Regions from separate parts of the Homo sapiens genome. Here region 1 is linked to region 2. Evidence: read pairs that join two places in POLR2A ChIA-PET (ENCODE). Cell type or tissue: B cell. All regions are shown on one strand. Links, peaks and the distances in the headings refer to the core of each region. The heading gives the core; the rest is flanking DNA. Region 1 overlaps GNG7 (G protein subunit gamma 7). Region 2 has its middle 10 kb from the start of GADD45B.

What was found. ChIA-PET counts read pairs that join two places held together with the same protein. Peaks named below come from ENCODE experiments on the same cell type or tissue, not always from the same donor. Only the 100,000 strongest peaks of a DNase experiment are listed, where the experiment ranks them.
Region 1: POLR2A ChIA-PET joins it to region 2 with 7 read pairs; 8 of 35 experiments call an interaction of 5 or more read pairs at or near these places.

What each region holds. Positions count from the first base shown.
Region 1 is chr19:2,691,799-2,697,166 of GRCh38, forward strand. The region is part of intron 1 of GNG7 (G protein subunit gamma 7); the gene reads right to left. Among named protein-coding and RNA genes, the nearest start is that of GNG7, 8.2 kb to the right of the region's middle. In B cell, for the core only: CTCF peaks have their summits at 4,494 and 4,699; DNase peaks (open chromatin) are centred at 2,913, 3,713 and 4,843; H3K4me3 peaks cover 775 bases; H3K27ac peaks cover 4,126 bases.
Region 2 is chr19:2,483,707-2,489,074 of GRCh38, forward strand. No RefSeq gene overlaps it. Among named protein-coding and RNA genes, the nearest start is that of GADD45B, 10 kb to the left of the region's middle. RefSeq lists a silencer at 5,349-5,368. In B cell, for the core only: no CTCF peak of the experiment used is centred there; DNase peaks (open chromatin) are centred at 2,625, 4,424 and 5,255; H3K27me3 peaks cover 1,207 bases.

The DNA of each region.
Region 1 (5,368 bases), core at 149-5,148, 210 kb after region 2:
GGAGGTTGCAGTGAGCTGAGATCATGCCACCGCACTCCAGCCTGGGCAGCAGAGCAAGATTGCATCTCAAAAAAAAAAAAAAAAAGAGGAGGGAAATTTCCACGGACACCCGGGGAGAAGGCCTTTTGTGATGACAGAGGCAGAAATTGGATCAATGAGGCCATAAGCCAAGGACTCCTGGAGCCCCCAGGGGGTGGGGGAGGCAGTACGCCTCCTTCCCTGGAGCCTCTAGAAGGAGCGCAGCCCTGCTCACACCGTGACTTCAGACTCCTGGTCTCCAGAACCATGAGACAATACATTTCTGTTATTTTACCACCCGGTCTGTGGTCATTCATGACGGCGGCAGCCCCAGGCTCCTCCTACAACTGGGTACTGCCAAGGCCAGCGAAGTCCAGGCCTTACTTTCCGACCACATTGAAGCCACAGCCGTCTCTGTGCCCAGCAGACTCTGCCAGGACATCTGCATTTGAACTTGGCTGGATTCACCTCTTTTCTTTGATTCCTCCTGGCTTTGTTGTCCATCAAGTTAGGGAGTTTTTTAAGAAGGCCAGGGGAGGCCGGGCGCGGTGGCTCACGCCTGTAATCCCAGCACTTTGGGAGGCCGAGGTAGGCAGATCATGAGGTCAGGAGATCGAGACCATCCTGGCTAACACGGTGAAACCCCATCTCTACTAAAAATACAAAAAATCAGCCGGGTGTGGTGGCGGGCGTCTGTAGTCCCAGCTACTCGGGAGGCTGAGGCAGGAGAATGGCGTGAACCCGGGAGGTGGAGCTTGCAGTGAGCCGAGATCGCGCCACTGCACTCCAGCCTGGGCGACAGAGTGAGACTCCATCTCGAAAAAAAAAAAAAAGAAGGCCAGGGGCAGCAGTCTTGGGCTTGTCAACAAAGGTCAAATGAACAATGAAGTCCGACGTGGTGGCTCACACCTGTAATTCTAGAATGTGGGCCGGCTGCGGTGGGCGAATCACTTGAGCCCAGGAGTTCAAGACCAGCCTGGACAACACAGCAAGACCCGGTCTCTACAAAAGATACAAAAATTAGCCAGGTGTGGTGGTACATGCTTGTGGTCTTGGCCATCTGGGAGGCTGAGGCAGGAGGATCACTTGAACCTGGGAGTTCAAGGCTGCAGTGAGCTGCGATTGTGCCACTGCACTCCAGCCTGGGTAACGGAGTAAGCCCCTATCTCATTAAAAAGAAAAGTAGATGTTCAGCCAGGCACAGTGGTTCATGTCTGTAATCCCAACACTTTGGGAGTCTGAAGTGGGTGGATCACTTGAGCTCAGGGGTTCAAGACCAGCCTGGGCAACATAGTGAGACTCCATCTCTACAAAAAATTAGCCGGATATGGTGACATGTGCCTGTAGTCCCAGCTACTCTGGAGGCTGAGGCAGGAGGATCGCTTGAGCCCAGGAGTTTGAGACCAGTCTAGGCAACATAGCAATATCCTATCTTTACAAAAAAAAAAAATTAGCTGGGCATAGTGATCTCTGCCTGTATTCCCAGCTACTCAGGAGGTCGAGGTGGGAGGATTGCTTGAGCCAGGGAGGTGGAGGTTGCAGTGAGCCAAGATCACACCACTGTACTCCAGCCTGGGTGACAGAGCGAGACTCTGCCTCAAAAAAAAAAAAAAAGAAAGAAAGAAAAAAAGAAAGAAAAGAAAAGCAGACTTTCAACTAATTAACATACATCAAAGGTAGTCTTTTTCTACTTTACCATCTTCCAAAGAGTAACTGTACAGAAACTCCAAAAAGGTAGCCATTTCTGCAAACCAGGGTCTCTCCCCTGGGCACTGTGGACATCGGAGCTCTGGACTATTCTCTGGGGTGCGGCCATCCTGGGCACTGCAGGGCGCTGAGCAGTGTCCATGGCATCCACCCACTCCATGCCAGGAGCAGCCCCGGTTGTGACAGCCACAAATGTCCCCAGACGTTGCTCAGTGTCCCCTGAAGGCCAGAATCACCCCCAGGGACAAGCTCTGATTTAGGGCATGGCTGGACATGAGACAGAGACAGCACCAGATAAATGCGTCAAGGGTTAAAGAATGAACGCCCACATTCTACCCACAACCCCCCCAAGTCTCTAATCAAATGCCGCCTCCTCTTGGAGGCTCTCAGAGGTCGAGGTCCCTGTCTTCATTTTGTAAACCCATCACTCGACACAATATCAGACACTTAATATTGTGTTGTGAACGTTAATAAATGTCTGTAAAATAAATGACTCTGACCTTGAAACGGCAATGTCTCTATGCCTAAGAAATCTTGGTTGTTTGAGGATAAAATTATCTTCCTTTCTCTCTCTGGGGTTGGGCTACATTTGAGATTGTAAGGCTGGGTAAGCACAGGGGATTTGGGTCAGAAATGTCAAGGCTATCTGGAATTGGTGACACTATTTTTGGAGGAATCTACATTTTGGGGAGATTTTTTTGTTGCTTTTTTTTGGGGGGGGGCAGGGAATAGCACTTAACTAGTTCAACCATAGTTTTTAGGGGAAAAAAAAAAGTTTTAGTTGAAAGGATCTGTTCTACCATAGCCTGGTATAGAGCAGTGGTTCTCAACCCCAGATGACTGTGGACAATGTCTGGGGACATCGGTGGCTGTCACAACTCAGAGATGCTCCTGGCGTGGAGTGGGTGGAGCCCAGAGACGCTGCTCAGCACCCTGCAGTGCCCAGGACGGCCCCACCCCAGAGAACAATCCGGTCCCCCCTATCTGCAGTACTAAGAGGGAGCCCCTACATTATTTGGGAAAAAAATCAAGTCTGCTTCCTGATCACACTAGACACCAGAATAAACTCCCAATGGGGCAGACAGTGTAAATCAGGGGGACCCCCAGCTTCTGGGGCTCACCTCCTCTCTCCCTCCCCACTCAGGGTGTGGATTTCAATGTGTGCAGCCTCCTGGGACCTCAGCAGGGCAGAGGATCATGGGACGCGGAGTCTCTTGGAGTCCGTGGACTCCCCTAGCCCAGGTGTGATCTGCTCCCTGAGGGACACTGGGCTATGTCTGGGGACATCTGTGGTTGTCACAACTGGAGGTGCTCCTGGCGTGGAGTGGGTGGAGGCCAGGGACGCTGCTCGGCACCTCAGGACCTGCAGTGCCCAGGACAGCCCTGCCCCAGAAAATGACCCTACTCAGGCCATCACAGGGTAGGGTTGAACTCGAGCTCAGGAGTTCGAGACCAGCCTAGGCAATACAGGGGGACCTCCACGTTTACAAAAAAAAGTTTTAATTAGCTGGGCATGGTGGCGTGCATCTGTAGTCCCAGCTACTCTGGGAGGCTGAGGTGGGAGGATTGCTTGAGCCCGGAGTTTGAGGCTGCAGTGAGCCAGGCTGAGAAAATGTGTGGTGAGTGGCATGGGGAGACCTAGCGCCCTCTGTGTACCCACCAAGATGGGCCAGTCTCCACCAATCCGTTCCCTGGCAAACTTGTATTCTACTCAAAGCTTCCTCGTGGCCTCCTGTCTGGACCTTCCGCAGCCCCCTCTCTACCCCCCTGGACGACTTCTTATCACCCCTGCACCTATTCAGCTCCTAGAACACACAGGCCCGAGGCCCCCACCTCTGTGCCACCCTGGGCTCAGGCCCCTCTGACCCAGACTGCCATCTCCACGGCCCCCACACCAGCACACAGATGCCTCATTCACGTGGTGCTCCCAGGGCCTGGCACCAGTTCTGAGGCTTAAAATAGGCACACAACGGGCCTTTGTCGGATAGAGGAAGGAAGGAAGGAGCGTTTCAGACAAAGGAGACAGCAACAGCAGCGTCCAGGAAACCCAGGGGCACCGGGGAGGTGGATGGAGCCAAGTGGGGGTGGGGTACTTGAAGGGTCAGAGGGCAGGGCCAGGCCATGCAGGACCCTGAAGACCCCATGAGGAACTGGGGTGCCATCATGTGGGTGCTGACTTGATAGGAGGCAGGGAAGTGACCGTCTGATCAGTGCCCAGGAAGCTTACTAGGAAGGTCCTGCTGGAGCTGGAGAAACCAGAGGCTGATTCGTCACCTCGGAGTCTCCCGCCAGGGATGATGAGGCTCTCGGCTCAAGAGGGAGCACTGAGATGGGAAAGAAAGCAGACAGAAGGGGCCGGGCATGGGGGCTCACGCCTGTAATCCCAGCACTTTGGGAGGCCGAGGCGGGCAGATCACCTGAGGTCAGGAGTTCGAGACCAGCCTGGGCAACATGGTGAAACCCTGTTTCTACTAAACATAAAAATTATCTGGGTGTGGTGGTGCATGCCTGTAATCCCAGCTACTCGGGAGGCTGAGGCAGGAGAATCACTGGAACCTGGGAGGTGGAGGTTGCAGTGAGCCGAGATTGCACCACTGCACTCCAGCCCGGGAGACAGAGCAAGACTCCGTCAAAAAAAAAGAAAAGAGAGAAAGAGAGAGAGGAGAGAGAGGGGAGAGAGGGGAGAGAGGGAAGAGAGGAGAGAGAGGAGAGAGAGAAAGAAAAAGAAAAAAGAAAGAAAGAGAAGGAGAGAAAGAAAAAGAGAGAGAGAGAAAGAAAGAAAGAAAGAAAGAAAGAAAGAAAGAAAGAAAGAAAGAAAGAAAGAAAAGAAAGAAAAGAAAGAAAGAAAGGAAAGGAAGGGAAGAAAGAAAGGAAAGACGAAGGAAGAAGGAAGGAAGGAAGGAAAGAAAGAAAGAAAGAGAAAGAAAGAACCACTAAACAAACATCCCAAGCTTCAGTGCAGTGGACTGCCTGTGCCCAGGAAAAAGCCATTTACATCCCAGCACTGTGCTCCATTGCCCAAAGGCAAAAGCGGCCGAGCGTGTGTTGCTGAATGGATGGATGAGCACAGCCCGGCCTGTCCACGCACCGGAACACGACTCAGCCCTGAAAAGGGTCGAGGCTCTGACGCAGGCCACAGCACGGATGCACCTTGAGCATGTCACACGCAGTGAGAGACACCAGACACAAAAGGCCACACAGTGTGTGACCCATTTCTTTGAAATGTCTAGGACAGGCCAGTCCAGAGACAGGAGGGAGAGGCGTGGGTGCCAGGGCTGGGGGAGGGGGTGGAGAGTCCCCCTCATGGGGACAAAAGATTTTACTAGGTGATGGAATGTTTTTTTGTTTGTTTGTTTTTTGAGACAGAGTCTCGCTCTGTTGCCCAGGCTGGAGTGCAGTGCTCACCGCAACCTCCGCCTCCCAGGTTCAAGCGATTCTCCTGCCTCAGCCTCCTGAGTAGCTGGGATTACAGGCGCCCGGCTAATTTTTGTATTTTTACTAGCGACAGGGTTTCGCCATGTTGGCCAGACTGGTCTCGAACTCCTGACCTCAACTGATCCACCTGCTTCGGCCTCCCAAAATGCTGGGATCACAGGAATGTTCTGAAAGGGGCTTATAGGGATGTTTGCACAGCTGATAAACT
Region 2 (5,368 bases), core at 291-5,290:
CCTCACGTGTGGACGGCCATCCCTGGGAAGGCACTCAGAGTCACACACACAATTCGTATTTAGTGACCAGCCACTATGTGTGGGCCTTGCACATGCAAATCCTCAACCCACATGTTGTTTATACACCTGGCTCTCTAACATCCAACCAGGGCCTGTGCTGATGCCTCTGGCCAGAACACTCTTCCCTACCTTTCTCCTAGTTAACACCTACTCTCCTTTTGCTCACATCTCAGATGCCACCTCCTCCAGGAAGCCCTCCAAACAAGACCTGGAATGACCTCTGTACTATCTCTGCCCACCTGCCCTTCTTGGTACTTGCACCATTTATTTGTTTGTTTGTTTTTTGAGACAGAGTCTTGCTCTGCCCAGCCCCTGCACCCATTTGTAATGACATATTTATAATCCTGTTATTTGCTTCTTGTCTATCTTCTGCGTGAAGCTGCAGACTCCCAGAGGGAGGGGAGAAGGTCTGTTTTTCTCACCCCCAGATCCCTAGTGGCTAGCCCAGAACCTGGGACACAGGCGGCACTTCATAAATGCTTATGGCATAAAGACTCAGTCAAGTCTGTATGATGAGAGGTTGAACTGCTGATGACCTTCTGTGTCCATGCTCCAGCACAGACAGTTTCGGCCCTAAGGGACACACGTTGATCTGCCAGGTGCTGGGTCCTGGCCAGGTAGAGTGACACCTCTCAGCTCAGGAAGGCTGGAACCTGGCTCTGTGGAGGAGGCCAGCCGCGTGGCCTCGGGCAAGTTGCTTCACCTCTTTGCATTCAGTTTTCTTGTTGGTGCAATGGGGATGCCAATGGTGGTGCCCATCTCTCTCGGGGCTGTTGTGAACATTAAATTAATTACATTATGCAAAGCATTTAGAACGGGGAGAAGCTTGCAGAAAAGTTAGCTATTATTAGTGAGCTAGTACACCATACAATGCTTTCTGCCTGTACATGAATATCTGCATAGCTGCCTGTTAATGTGAGTTGGAATTTGTCTCTGAATCTCTGCACACCGCGGTGTGTTGGGCCATGAGGACTTGTGCTGCTATGTGGGAACACAGCAATATACGTACACGTGTGGCTGTTGCTACAATTCTTGGCATCCTTGGAGTGAGCCCTGGACACCCAGAACTCCTGACCAACTGGGGACTCGTGATTGCACCTTCCTCATCACCCCAAATAGGAGGTCCATAGCTGCTGATGCTGCTCACCTCTCCCCCAGAGTGGCCCCAGGGCACGACCTCTGTGGCTGGTGGTTTGGAGGTCTATTTATTATTTTTTGAGACAGTCTCACTGTGTTGCCCAGGCTGTAGTGCAGTGGCATGATCATAGCTCACTGCAGCTCAAGCAATTCTCCCACCTCAACCTCCCAAGCAGCTGGGATTACAGGTGCCTGCCACCACGCCTGGCTAATTTTTGTATTTTTAGTAAAGACAGGGTTGCGCCATGGTGGCCAAGCTGGTCTCAAACTCCTGACCTCAAGTGATCCACCTGCCTTGGCCTCCCAAAGTGCTGGGATTACAGATGTGAGTCACCGAGCCCTGCCATTTTTTATTTTTATTTTTCTAAGAGATGGGGTCTTCCTCTGTCACCCAGGCTGGAGTGCAGTGGTGCTGTCACAGTTCACTGCAGCCTCGACCTCCCAGACTCAAGCAATCCTCCCACCTCAGTCTCCCCAGCCTCCCAAGTAGCGGGAACTATAGGCAAGTACCACCATGACTGGCTAGGGTTTCACTATGTTGCCTAGGCTGGTCTCGAACTCCTGGCCTCAGGTGATGTCCCCATCTCAGCCTCCCAAAGTGCTGGGGTTACAGGCCTGAGCCATCACACCCTGCCTGACTCATTCAATATTTATTTAGCCCCTACTGTGTGCGAGGGCCTGTGTTAGGCTTAGAAAAACAAGAGAGAACGAGATAAAGAGAGGCATCTGTGTGTATGGGTGTGTGGGTGTCTGTTGCGTGTTGAGTATGAATTCTCATTCACGTTTCCAGCATGCGTGGCCGGAAAGACTTGGGTGGGTGTTTTTGTGTGAGGATGTTATGGTTTGAATTGTGTCCTCCACAAAAGATGTGGAAGGCTGGGCATGGTAACTCACGCTTGTAATCTCAACACTTTGGGAGGCCAAGGCAGGAGAATCTCTTGAGGCCAGGAGTTCGAGACCAGTCTGGGCAACAGAGAGAGACCTTGATTCTACAAAAAATAAAAAAAGATATGGCCGGGCACAGTGGTTCACGCCTGTAATCCCAGCACTTTGGGAGGTCGAGGTGGGCGGATCACAAAGTCAAGAGATTGAGACCATCCTGGCCAACACAGTGAAACCCTGTCTCTACTAAAAATACAAAATTTAGCTGAGTGTGGTGGAGTGCACCTGTAGTCCCAGTTACTCGAGAGGTTGAGGCAAGAGAGTTGCTTGAACCCGGTAGGCAGAGGCTGCAGTGAGCTGAGATCGCGCCACTGCACTCCAGCCTGTCGACAGAGCAAGACTCCATCTAAATAAAAAAAAAAAAGATATTAGCCTGGCATGGTGGCATGTCTCAAAAAACACTGAAGGAATCAAAGCACACACCCAGGGCCACCTGGTCTCAGACACACAGATGTGTGCATTTGCATATCAACCCCCTATTCATGGGTGAACGTGCATCTGCAATGACGCAGTCCAGAGCACAGAAGGAAAGAGACGATGGTGCCTCCCTGAAGAGGTCCCTGCTGTGGGCATCTGGGGCTGAGCCCCGTAGGGAACTGTGAGAGGTGTGGTCACAATGGGGCAAGACAGCCAGTGGGGGCATCTACTTATTTTATTTTATTTTATTTTATTTTATTTTATTTTATTTTATTTTATTTTTGAGACGGAGTCTCACTCTGTCGCCCGGGCTGGAGTGCAGTGGCGCGATCTCGGCTCATTGCAAGCTCCGCCTCCCGGGTTCACGCCATTCTCCTGCCTCAGCCTCCCGAGTAGCTGGGACTACAGGCGCCCGTCACCACGCCCGGCTAATTTTTTAATATTTTTTAGTAGAGACGGGGTTTCACCATGTTAGCCAGGATGGTCTCGATCTCCTGACCTTGTGATCCGCCTGTGTCGGCCTCCCAAAGTGCTGGGATTACAGGCGTGAGCCACCGCGCCCGGCTATTTTATTTTGAGGCACAGTTTTGCTCTTGTTGCCCAGGCTGGAGTGCAGTGGCACGATCTCAGCTCACTCAGGTTCAACCGATTCTCCTGCCTCAGCCTCCCAAATAGCTGGGATTACAGGTGCGTGCCACCTTGCCCGGCTAATTTTTTGTATTTTTAGTAGAGATGGGGTTTCGCCATGTTGGCCAGGCTGGTCTCGAACTCCTGACCATGTGATCTGCCTGCCTCGGCCTCCCAAAGTGCTAGATTACAAGTGTGAGCCACCGTGCCCGGCTGGCATCTACTTATTAACCAACTGCATCCCCCGTTTGAGGGGTGTTCTGGGGTGTTGACTCCCTGGTACTTCCTGCCTACCCAGAGGGGGTTCTCGGTGAGTGTCTGTACGCAGGTGGGTGCCTGCACACAGTAGGTGCTGCATGTCTCTGGGTGTCTGCACACAGTAGGCATGGCACGCAGGTGGGGCTCTGCACACAGTAGGCCTTGCGTGCAATAAAGACGCTGCACACAGCAGGTGTTTGCATGAAGGAGAGGGGCTGCACGCAGTAGGTTTGCACACTGTTAGAGAAAGACCCCAGGCAAAGGGACACGGGAAGCCGTTGGACTGTAGGAAATTGTCGGAAGCCAGCTCCCAGGTGGCCAAGGGGACATAGCAGCATCTGCCATGCCCTTTTGTGCACTTTAAGCACTGGTTCTCAGACTTCAGGGTGCATTGGCAACCCCCTGGGTACCCCCCTTTTTTTTTTTTTAAATAGAGACAGGATCTCCCTATGTTGCCCAGGCTGGTCTGGAACTCCTGGGCTCAAAGGATCCTCCTGCCTCCCAAAATGCGAGGATTACAGGTGTGAGCCACCATGGCCGGCCCCTGGGTACACTTTCAATGTGGTGGGTTGGATGTTGTGGCAGGGGACCCTAAACCGGGTCTCCCCTTTTCTAGGACACAGCAGAAGGAATGCAGAGGCTTCCTGAGCCGTCACTCTTCCTTACTTTCTCCCGGGACCCCCTTCTCTCTGCAGACCACCGCCAAGAGCCCAGCCCTCAGAGCCCCAGAACTCCCTGCAGCTTCCCAGCTCTAGGCCTTGGCCCCTGTGATCTCCACCTCGTGGTCGGGGCAGTGCCCAGCCAGGGCTCCGGGGAGGCGAGGGAGGAACCAGGGTGGGTCTCCTTGGAGGAAGCAGAGAGTCACGGAGTCTTGCAGAGAGAGGCTCAGAGCCCTGCACGTCACTTTCTCCAGCCCCCACCCCAGAGCCTGGAGCATGCTCCCCGGACATGTAGGTCACGCGACCCACAGCTTTACAGATCCCTAGGGATCCAGGAGGGACCCCCGAGACCCAGAACGACCCATAGCCACACAGTGGGAAGGCCAAGGACCTGCTCCCCAGGACGCTGGGCCAGGGAGACCGCAGGCACACGGGACAGCCACACCAGAGCTGCATCTGGAGAAGGGGTGGGGGGTTTCCTCTCGCCGCTCCTCGCTATTCTTTCCCTACATTGTTCCGTTCCGTGCTCCCAGTTCCCACCCCACTCCCTCCACCCGGACGCCGGCGGTTCCCAGGCCCCGGAGCCGGGGTGCATTGGGGGTGGGGGTGGGGTAGAGTGAGGGGCCTCGTGAAGAGCGCTGCGGGCCAAGACCCTCTTGCGCATGTGACGAGAGCGCACGAGTGTGGGAGCTTCGGCCTGCGCTCACAGGCGTGTGCGTGGGGAAGTGTTTGGGCCGCCGTGTACACAGCAGGCACGCCATAAACGCTTCTTGGATGGCTCCATGCGAGGGAAGGGAGGGAGGGCAGAGTTCAGGCCCTACAGGGAGGAAAAGGGAGGGGCGGAGGCCTGGCTTTAGGTTTGAATCTCCGCGGCTTACTAGCTCCAGCAGCTCAGCAAAAGCGTGACTCAGTTTCCCTCGTCCATAAAAGGGAAAGCCGAATCGCCCTCCCACGTGTCGAGGTGAAACTAGACAGTGCACTAAGGCACTTAGCAAAACGCGCTGCCTTGAGAACCCTTATTACGCCTTCCTTCCTTCCACCTCACCCCCTGGCCAGACACTCTGGGGGTGGAGAGGGGCGCTGACCCAGGCCCCAGACGCCCCTCCCGTCCGCCCTCCCTAGCAGGCAGGAGTCCCGGCTTTCCCGTTCCTTAAATTGGATAATTGGAGACAGAGGCGGGTGCTCGAGACGGAGAAATCCCCAAGTGGGCGAAAGGCAAGGGGCCTGTCCTAGTTTCCCTGCACTGGGGGCCCCCACCCTCGCCAGCG